Linked DNA regions of Homo sapiens: region 2 is linked to region 1. A link is an interaction called in ENCODE POLR2A ChIA-PET data of the cell type or tissue named here. Cell type or tissue: A673. All regions are shown on one strand. Links, peaks and the distances in the headings refer to the core of each region. The heading gives the core; the rest is flanking DNA.

The links. Peaks named below come from ENCODE experiments on the same cell type or tissue, not always from the same donor. Only the 100,000 strongest peaks of a DNase experiment are listed, where the experiment ranks them.
Region 2: POLR2A ChIA-PET joins it to region 1 with 5 read pairs; 3 of 35 experiments call an interaction of 5 or more read pairs at or near these places.

The regions. Positions count from the first base shown.
Region 1 is chr12:1,045,919-1,051,298 of GRCh38, reverse strand. All of the region lies in intron 2 of ERC1 (ELKS/RAB6-interacting/CAST family member 1), which reads right to left. Among named protein-coding and RNA genes, the nearest start is that of ERC1, 57 kb to the right of the region's middle. In A673, for the core only: no CTCF peak of the experiment used is centred there; a DNase peak (open chromatin) is centred at 2,828; H3K4me3 peaks cover 996 bases; H3K27ac peaks cover 354 bases.
Region 2 is chr12:1,466,275-1,471,654 of GRCh38, reverse strand. The region is part of intron 18 of ERC1 (ELKS/RAB6-interacting/CAST family member 1); the gene reads right to left. LOC124902856 (a long non-coding RNA gene) reads right to left here. Exons shown (of 2, transcript XR_007063156.1): 2 at 4,915-5,380. Among named protein-coding and RNA genes, the nearest start is that of LINC00942, 32 kb to the left of the region's middle. In A673, for the core only: no CTCF peak of the experiment used is centred there; no DNase peak of the experiment used is centred there.

The DNA of each region.
Region 1 (5,380 bases), core at 147-5,146:
CAGAATATACATTACGATTACCTTAGGAGAGTGTTTTAAAAATCCTGATGTCCAGGTTGTAGCCCACACCAATTAAATCGGGGGATGGGGGCTGACCAAAAGTATTTTAAAAATGCCCCAGATTCCAAGTGTGCAACAGTAGCTGAAAATCATGCAATCTAAGTGAAACTTTTTGTCTCTAGTTCAATATTTCTCCAAGTATGATGACAAAACTATCTGTATCAGAATCGCTAGTAGTTCCCAAAATGATATTAAAAATAATCTTCAGAGTGGTACATATATGACTTTTTTTTTTGAGACTGAGTCTCACTCTGTTGCCAGGCTGGAGTGCAGTGGCACAATCTCGGCTCACTGCAACTTCCGCCTCCCGGGTTCAAGCGATTCTCCTGCCTCAGCCTCTCTAGTAGCTGGGACTACAGGAACGCGCCACCACGCTCAGCTAATTTTTGCATTTTTTTGTAGAGATGGGGTTTCACCATGTTGGCCAGGATGGTCTCGATTCCTTCACCTCGTGATCAACCCGCCTCGGCCTCCCAAAGTGCTCGGCCTGACCTTTTTCTTAATAGTTATGTATTTACACTTTCATTTTTTATTTTTTGGCAAATGTTTTCCACGTGTAGTAGTGACAGTTTCATTTTAAAATAAGATTCAGTTTTTTAAAATGAGTCAATTTTTTAAATTACTAAATAAATAGAACAAAGAATAGGGAAAACACTGAATAGATGGTAAGCAAACAAAAAAGGTTCAGTTAACCTTCACAAATACAGATTCCTGAGCCTTCCCCCAGCAGTCCTAAACCAGAAACTTTGGGAGGGATCCAGAAATTTTAACAAGTGCTCACAGGTGATTCACATATAGTAAAGCTCATAGTGCTGTAATAAAGAAAATGCTCTAATAAAGAAAAATTGAGCCTTCTGCCACTAAGCAAAGAACAAGTTTGGGTGTAAAAGGGAACCTCTCATTCTATCCTGTTTGCTACCACCACTTCCCTGTCTCACACCTCCTGGGTCAGGAAGAAGTACAGTTTCTGCTTCAAGTCTTAGATCTTATCCTGACGTCCTGTTCCATCCTTTCTTTTTTGGCCAAGTCCCAAAATCCAGGGCTGATCATTTTGCTCTCTTCTCAGCCCTCTCGTTCTCCTTAATGCCATCACAGAACGGGTATCCCCACCCCAGGAGGTTGTGGAACAACCTCTTGTCCCACATCCATTTGCTTTTCCAGCTACCCTCTGAAGGCAATTCTTTTAAAATGTCATTGGCCGGGCGCAGTGGCTCACGCCTGTAATCCCAGCACTTTGGGAGGCCGAGGCGGGCGGATCACCTGAGGTCAGGAGTTTGAGACCAGCCTGGCCAACATGGTAAAACCCTGTCTCTACTAAAAATACAAAATTAGCCGGGCATGGTGGCACATGCCTGTAAATCAGGAGGCTGAGACAGGAGAATCGCTTGAACCCGGGAGGTGGAGGTTGCAGTGAGCTGAGATCGTACCATTGCACTCCAGCCTGGGCAACAAGAGTGAGACTCCATCTTAAAAAAAAAAAAAAAAAAAAAAGATCACAAAACACTGGTAAATCATCCGATGTTACTTGTCATTTGTCCTTTCAAATTCCAATGATAACCAACCTCTATCCATTCAAACTGCAAATTGTTTATATATTGTGGCATGGTTAGAAAATCCCCTCACTAGACTGAGGATGGCAAATACATTTCAGTTCACACTACCAACTCTTATCCATTTGTAGTAGCCAGTGGTTCTCAACCAACCTTGACTTCACATTAGAATGACCTGGGGAGATTTTTTAAATCTCCACAGCAAGACCACCCCCAAGCCCAATCAAATCAAATTATCTGAGGGTTTGGGTGAGACTCAGGCATCAGGTTTTGGTTTGTTTGTTTTTTAAGTTTCTCAGTGATACCAATATGCAGCCAAGGTTGAGAATCACTGATCTGGGTTCAGCTAGAGATGTTGTCAAGAGAGATTTAGAGATGATCTGCCATGAGCAGGCAACGTTTTTGCCAATCCTGCACTATTCACTCAGGCAAGTACAGCAGACTCTGACAGAACAGTGACTTCTGAGGACAGAAATGTCAAATTCCAGTATCAATGACGGTAATGCGCAAATATTTGTTTACATTTATCTTGGGGTGTTTCTTGACAAAAACATAAAAAAACAATTTGCTTACTCTGGCCTGCCAGGTTTTTTTAAAAAACCAAACACCATACTTCCAAATATGCACAGTAGCTTTATGAAATTAAGCTGTCTCAGATACTTATAATTTTCAAGAAGGCCTAAGATGGTGAAATTTATAACTTATTTAGCTGAATCTACTCAAGGGGAGATCCGAAGCAAGAGAGTTAAAATAGACAAACACTACTGTCTATAGGTACCACAAAGCATATGCAATCACAAGTTCAATACCACACATCACAAACAATTCCAACTGTTTCTGTGATCAGAAGTCTCTGTGATACAGATCCCTTTCGTAATTATATTATACTAGTGCAATTAGAGCTACTCATTCAATGTCTTGCACAGACTATAAATCTTTGAGTATGTGAAATTCAGATTTAAAAATCTATTTTGTAATAAATTTGCCACCAAAAAATTTTTATAATACAACATTAAGGGAAAAGCATATTCTAAAAAGTAATAAAATTTAGCTTTACTCTTGATGTGACAGAGAAATAATGTTTAATTTTAGGAAGCACAATTTTTCTAATAAATGAACACTTGGCACAAAGTATCGCAATTGTATCCACTTCCTGCCATAAATGCCAGCAGCAAGTACCTCCTGTTTCAAGATCCTCTGAAGCCAATGAGTGGGCAGAACACAACCAGAGCCAAAATGGGGAACACATGGTATTCGCTCTTTGAAAAAAATCAGCAGTGGATTACAACCAGGAGGGGAAGCCATCTGTCACAAGAAAAAGAGGTGGCAGGAGCTGTAACATGCCATCTCAACCTGCACAGTCACATTTTAGATTTTAACCCTTGTAATGAACGATAGGTTTCAAAATTATGAGTGTCAAGGTTATGGATGGAATGGGAAGAGGAAGAAAAACCACTAACACTGTAATTCTACTAATACCATAACCCTATCCCATACTGGGAAGAGCAACAACATAGCAGCAAACAGAAACCAAACAAATGCAAAAACATCACAAACGAGTCAACACTTTGAGAAAGTCAACGCCCTCTAGTATGGGAAGTGCTGGCCGCTGTTACCTGCATTACCTGCATCTAGCCTGAGAACATTTTGCCCAAAACTTCAAAATGAACAAAGGAAGGCGACTTCCACAATTTAAAGATGAAAGCGAACTACAAGTCAAAAATCAACCTTAACCACTGTCTCAATTCCCCCTACCCTTTACCCACCCTAATTCACCCTCCATCACCTTGAATAAGGTAAAATCATAGAACAATTAAATAGATTGAAAAAAAGAATCTTACTAAAGTGTCAGTCCTATCTTCTCTGTGGTCTTAAACCCATTAAAACCCGTTTTAGACACATATAACAGGTTTCTAACCTTCAGAGGAGCACAAAACTAACATTAGTTACTGTCATTTTTAAATCCAGAATATAGTGAGGTTTAACTAAGAAAAAGTGTAGCCACTAAACTTCTATTTATTTAAATCAGCATTTTATACTGCCATTACAATGTAGGAACACTGTTTGTAAACACATTATTTGAGAAATCAGAAGTGGTCACACTAATTCTAGTTTATTCACTTACTTGTCAATATTCTTTCATTCAACCAGTTCTTGAAACCTTACCTCCTCCACCCAAAGCCATCTCTAAAACGAAAATAGTGATTTCCCCTTGAATAGATTCAGCCAAAAATCCAACTACTGGTAATGTAATTCTTCTTTCGGGCTTTGGCATACAATGGCTTTTTTTGGGGGGTGGGGGGTAGAATATATATAGACATTAAAAAAGCCATTTAACAATTTTTAATTAAAATATTTCTGTATGTGTCAATAAATGTTTTATTTTTAAATTAAATCAATGACGGGGGGCTTATGCCTTATGCTCCTTAAGAACAACACGATAAATATTTATGATAGAGAAACAGTTACCCTCCACCAAGTTAATAGTGTAATTTATTATTCTAATTATACCAAAAATGAACTCAATAGTTCAGAAATAACAGATTTATTTGTTCAAAAGTTCAATAAGTAGGACATCAATAAGTAGGACATTTCAATCAACAGACCTCTGGGGAAAATCCACTGGGTCACATAAAAATACACCAAATGTTCATGCATCATGAAGTAATTAATGCTGAATTCTTCATTCAACTACTCAGTGATAACACTTCAGGCAACTATAGAATAAGGCTACTTTCCTCTTTTCCTAAAACAACTACGGCAAATGTGAAGGGTGCGTCACATCCTGAAGTCTCTGATTTCCTTCTCTGCTAGCCAAGTGCAGTGATGAAGCATGTACCGTGGAGTGGCACCATCTAGGCAGAAGGCTGCCTCTGCCACCTAACAGCCATGTGACCTTGGGCAACTTACTCTCAGCCTCAGTTTCCACTTCAATAAACAGTACCTACCTCATAAAATTGTTATGATGGTTAATAACATAGAGCACATAAAACAGGGCCTGTTTCTTAGTAAACACTACACAAGTGTTAGCTATTATTATTTACTCTGTTATCCAAACAAAGTATTGAAAAACTTTGTAAAAGGCCAGAGAGTAGACACTGTATTTCAGGTCTAGTAAGTCATATAGACTCTATCACAACTACTCTATCTACCACTGGTGTGAAAGCAGCCATATATAATACAAAAATAAACATAGCTGTGTCCCAATAAAACTTTATTTATGCACACTGAATTTTGAATTTCATATAATTTTCACATATCACAATATATTAATTTTTTAATCATTTAAAAATGTAAAAGCCATTCTTTGCTTATAGGATGTACAACTCCTGTAGGAAGGATTTGGCTATAATGTGGTGTTCCCTATTATAAACTAATGTTTCTCAAAGCCAGTCCATGACCAAGTTGCCTTAATAAAACTGTCACTACAAAGTTAAAATCTGTATTTTCTTGAAAGAACTGTCTCTTATTGTGGAATGATGCACAATTCCTTTGGTGTTAGATTGACCTTCCCCTTATAAAACAACAGTAATACTATGTAGTCATGTATCACTTTTTAATTGTTTTTATTTGACAATCCTATGCCAGTCTCCCCCACTTTTTTTCTGTTATTTATATTTTATTTTGCTAGTGTGCAAAATGCAAGTCTGGGAATCATTACTCTACTGCTTCCTGCCTAATCAAAACAAGAAAAGTACTGATGTATGTCATTTACACCTGCTGATGTTGACTGATTATTTAAAGTAATCAAATTATATTTATCATCTTCT
Region 2 (5,380 bases), core at 209-5,208, 420 kb before region 1:
CAAATGAATTGGGTCAGTGGCAATCTACAGGACCAAGAAACACGTGTTGCTAACACCTGTCACTCCAAATTAACCTCCTCATGTACAGCAGGAGCTGGAACCACGCACTACAATAGATACAACACTTCAGTTTTAAACCGTTATCTGGACAAAATCCAGAACAAATGTTTGCTTTCTGATGATTATATTTTGTATTCGCAGATGTCACCAACATACTCATATCTTAATTTCTAACTTACTTATGTCTAGACACTTCTAAAATTCTGGCTGTCTTCCTGCCTAAAGCATTCTTCCCTAGCTGAGATAATTTCAGTTTTTTCTACGTGATAGTCTGTGCCTACAGCAACTTTCCAGATTATCCTCTTTCCTGAAAAGTTATACCTCTCTAATTTTTTAGAGAAAGGGTCTCGCTGTGTTGCTCAGGTGGGTCTTGAACTCTTGGCCTTAAACGATCCTCCTGCCTCAGCCTCCTGAGCAGCTGGGACTACGGGTGTGTGCCACCATGCTCAGCAGGTTTTATCTTGATGTGGGTGTTATACCTTTTCTGAACAAGCTGGGAAGGGAGCTGAATAGCACGGGAGTTTGGCAAGAGAACAGAAAACATGACTATAAAAGACAAAAATGGGAATTAAAAAAATAAAACTCAACAGGAGATTTACATTGGTCTGATGAGCCTCTATACACTAAGAAAACAGGGGACCATCTCTTGTATAGAAATGTCCCTGGAACACCAAAGGAACTGTGACGTGGTATCCCACTCAAAGAACAAGCCAGTTACCCTTCTGTGTGGAATGCTTGGACGAAGTACAGTCCTGAAGCAAGAGATGGACGGATGGACTCTGGAAGTCTTTATCAGGCCAAAGATTTGCAGATGCAGGCTTGAGAAAGTGTGGAGTATTCTAAACAAAGAAGCAGATTTCCCAGTGAGGCAGATTTTTAATCTGGTTGTCTAAGCTGATTTGGTAATATCTCACATTATTTCTTACAAATCTATTAACTGAAGTGAACAGAGACGTTCAAATTAAGGGCTCGTCGTTATAAAAATGGAGAAAAATTTCCCTCCTTACCAAAGGGACCCATCAGAGCAGCAGCAGGGCTCTGGGAATCGCAGACACAGCCAGGTTAGCTAGTCCGCCTAGCGTATTTGGTTTGGCTCTCAGAAATGAAAAGTGTCAAAAGGGAGAAGATGAAGAAAAAAAAAAAACAAAAAAAACCCCAAACCCAAACAACTAATAAGAAACCTAATGCTGAAACTGTCAGGGTGGTAAGAACAAGGCTTTGTTGCAGTTAAGATTTAAGTGCTAAACCAGCACAAAGCCTGATCCACGTCCAGGCAATCTCTCAGGCCAGGCAGGAAGAGAGAAGGAAGTTTCCCCCCAGCCACAGTGGCACGTGCTCAATGCACCCTCTACGTCCAGGGTTGCACTCTGCTATTTCCAGTGCGTGGTATCTGATTCTAGGGCCACTGTGACAGGGAGAAACTGGAATGGCTCCCACAGAGAGCTATGGATCTTGCTGGATTTTTTTTTTTTTTAGTATAAATCTGATACATTCTCTGGGTGGTATCTCCTGACTCCCTTGTGAGATGACGAAATGACCCTTTGATGTGATACAAACTCCTGGCCCCGTAACTCACAAGGGCCATGGAAGGGGTTCCACGACTGCCAGAGCTCTAGGGTCCCGTGGGCTGCTCTGAGTGACCCCGGGGCATACCTGCCCAGTTCATGGCACACCACAGGGACATGGCAAGTTGTGTCTGACTTGGCTGGCATTGAGGAGGATGGGGGTGGGGTGGGGTGGGGCCTGGAGTTGCATGTTACTAGTTTTGGATTGCTAAAGGGAAAACAGTACTTTATGTGATTTGAAAGCTCTTGGGGAAGGTTGGGGTTGAAAGAAAAATATTCCCACAGCCCCCTAAAGCTCAGAGAATTTTGTTGTGTGTTTACTTAGGTGAAGAAGGGTGAGAATGAGGGACTCCCGGGACGTTTCCAGTCCAGTCTGGCTCAACGAATGCTTAAGGCTCTCCATACTTGTGAGTGCAGTTCCCCCAGAAAGTGTGGGTGAAGCCACGGAGCTCCAGGACCCACATGGCTTCACACAGTTTATTCCCACACGGAGGGGAGGCGAAGCCCACACCACAGCAAGCACTCTGGAAGGACCGCCAGGTCCTTCTTCTTTGCCTCTCTTTCTGAGAAAACAGCTGGAGAGGGCGGTGGGCCCACCCCTCCGAAGGAGCCAAGGGAGAGAGTGAGCTCCACACAGACCAAAGGCATGGAATCACCCACTGAACACAGCCCGTGGAGGCTGCTCCCAATCAACAGCTGCCCCAGCTACTCCCATGTTGCAGCACTTTCCAACGATCCCAATGCCCGTATGACAGCTGCTGGCAGCCTGCAGGGTGCCACACCAGACAGTGCTCAAGAGCTGGGCTCAAGGCTCCCACCAGCAGGACAGGGAGAAGAGAGCTGCGTGGAGTCACAGCCCTGCAGGAGACTCTTAATAAGATATTGTTAGTTATCTACTCTTCCTTTTTCTCCCTGCAAGAAATCCATAGTGCTTGGTTAGTGCACAACACCTAGCACAGACATGTATCTATCTGCTGTTATGCATTCCTGAAACACTCTGCTTGCACTAGAAGGCAAATGTCCCTGTGGCATCCTGCAGAGGAGTTAACATTCGTGAAGGAGAACAGTTACAGACAGAGATGCCTCTGACAGGCTAAGAGGACTTTCTTCCCAAGGTTGCACAGGGAAGTAGTGGGAAAAGGTCTGAAATGGAAGAAATGTCTAGTTCTAACTCTGCCACTTAGCTTTACCATCTTGAGCCTCTCTGTCCTCAGCTTCATTATGTGTATAAAGGGGAGATTAGATGATTTCTAAATTCTTTCCAGATTTAATAATCTGTGGCTAAATACAGCTCATCCCTGGTTTGCCTTATAAAATAACAGTAGAACAGTGATCCCTGAGAGCCTGCAGGCTCTTTCTTTCCTTTCTTTTCTCCTTTCTTTCTTCCTCCTTTCCTTTCCTCTCTCTCTCTTTTTCTGTCTTTCTTTTTTGATGGGGTCTTGCTCTGTTGCCCAGGCTGGAGTGCAGTGGCATGATCTCAGCTCACTGCAACCTCCACCTCCCGGGTTCTAGCGATTCTCCTGCCTCAGCCTTCCAAGTAGCTGGGACTACAGGTGTGCAACACAATGCTGGGCTAATTTTTGTATTTTTAGTAGAGATGGGTTTCACCATGTTGGCCAGGCTGACCTTGAACTCCTGACCTCAAGTGATCCACCCACCTTGGCCTCCCAAAGTGCTGGGATTACAGGCGTGAGTCGCTGCACCTGGCCCCTGCAGGCTATTTCTAGTTGGAGTTTTTTGCTTTCGTGAAGCCTTCCCCCTGCAGCTTTTCTGTCGTATCATACAGTGCTAAGAAAACTCATTACTCCATCTTTTCCATGAGTCTTTACCTTCTTGCTAGTTGTATTCTGACATCTATCTGTGGCTTACTTACTTTTAGAAGTAAGTATTTTTTGGTTCAAATTTAGGCTCAATCCTTGTAAAAGGTTGATGTGATTTCTCACATACTGTAGATCGGGAGTCTCCAACTCCCAGTACTGGGTCCGTGTACTGGTCCAGGCCCTGTTAGGAACTGGGCCACACAGCAGGAGGTGAAGGGCTAGCCAGGAAGCAAAGCTTCATCTATATTTACAGCCGCTCTCCATTGCGTGCATTACTGCCTGAGTTCCGTCTCTTGTCAGATCAGCTGAGGCATTAGATTCTCATATGAGCGCAAACCCTATTGTGAACCACGCACGCGAGGGATCTAGGCCGCGTGCTCCTTATGAGAATCTAATGCCTGATAATCTATCACTGTCTCCCATCACTCCCAAATGGGACAGTCTAGTTGCAGGAAAACAAGCTCTGGGCTCCCATGGATTCTACATTATGGTGAATTGTATAATTATTTCATTATATATTACAATGGAATAATAACAGAAATAAAGTGCACAATAAATGTAATGTGCTTCAATTATCCTGAAACCATCCCTTCCCTGCCACTCCCCTGTCTGTGGAAAAACTGCCTTCTGTGAAACCAGTCCCCGGTGCCGAAAACGTTGGGGACCGCTGCTCTAGATGTATCAGGTAGCCTAAAGTTGGAGAATCCTAAGAATAAAGATGCTCAATCATCAGGCCTGGGATACAATGAAGAGGTTAAGCTGGTTTTTAATCTGGCCATTGGGTCCCTCCCTTTTTTGAACCCTCCTTTTCCCAGTCTCTTCCTGTTTGTATCATCCTAGATACACTGGGCACGCTAAGGAGAAACTGACAACACACTGCCCTTCCTAGAAAACTTGCACTTAGAAAGGCAGTGCCTCAGAGAGATGCCTCATTCAAAGGAACAAACCGAACCACTGAAATTTCAGGCACGCAGGTCGGAGCCTTATCCAATATCCCATCACACTTTTCTGTTAAGTTGGCAATAAGATGTTAGTGTCCGAAGTTTGCTTTAGAGCTTACATTAGAAAAGAGTAAGATGTTTCCAGTCTGATAACATTAAAAACTACTATTTATCTTTAACAAGAACACCATGAGAAATCCCATCAATCACAACCTGATCTTTAGGGCTATTAAGCATCATTGCACTTTACAGCAAGATCTGTTATCTTTAGTGTTAAAATTAAAGACTCTCTTTCACTCGTTCAGACTATGCTAGGTAGGGGCACTTCCTTTTGTGCCTAGGTGGTCTTTTGTATAAAAAGAGGTAAACAAAGCAGGAAGATAGCATTTATACAGTGTAGAAGAATACCATAATCTTATCTCCGGAAAATTCCTGATTTCATTCAGTCGCTAAACAAGCACCTACTTCATATTTTATGGCTTTATGTCTCTTACACAACTCTTTTAGAAAGGGCCAGAGACTCAGTGCTTTTCTTACAGCATTCTTTATTGAAGTAACCAGCAGACCCTGAATGGCCCCTAAGGGAGTATTCAGTAATTACTGGACATAACAGATTCGCCAGGACCTCCTACCTTTTAACAGGCAGAGCCCCACAGTTTATTTGGAATGCAGTTTCCAGAGCTTGTTTGACAGTCAGTTATTTTGAAACCCTTAACAATTACCCAAGCAGTAGTTAGGTTCGGAAGTTGTTGCCATGAGCCTATTTTACCCATAATGTCTGTGGTGGGCTGAGCTGTGTCCCCACCAAATTCATAGGTGGAAGCCTAAATCACCAGAACCTCAGAATGATGTGACTGCATTTGGAGACAGGGCCTTTAAAGAGGCGATTAAGTTAAAATGAGGCAGGCAGGGTGGTTCCAAATCCAGTATGACTGGTATCTTTGTAACAGGAGGAAATCTGGACATACAGAAAGACACTGGGGAGCACAGGGAG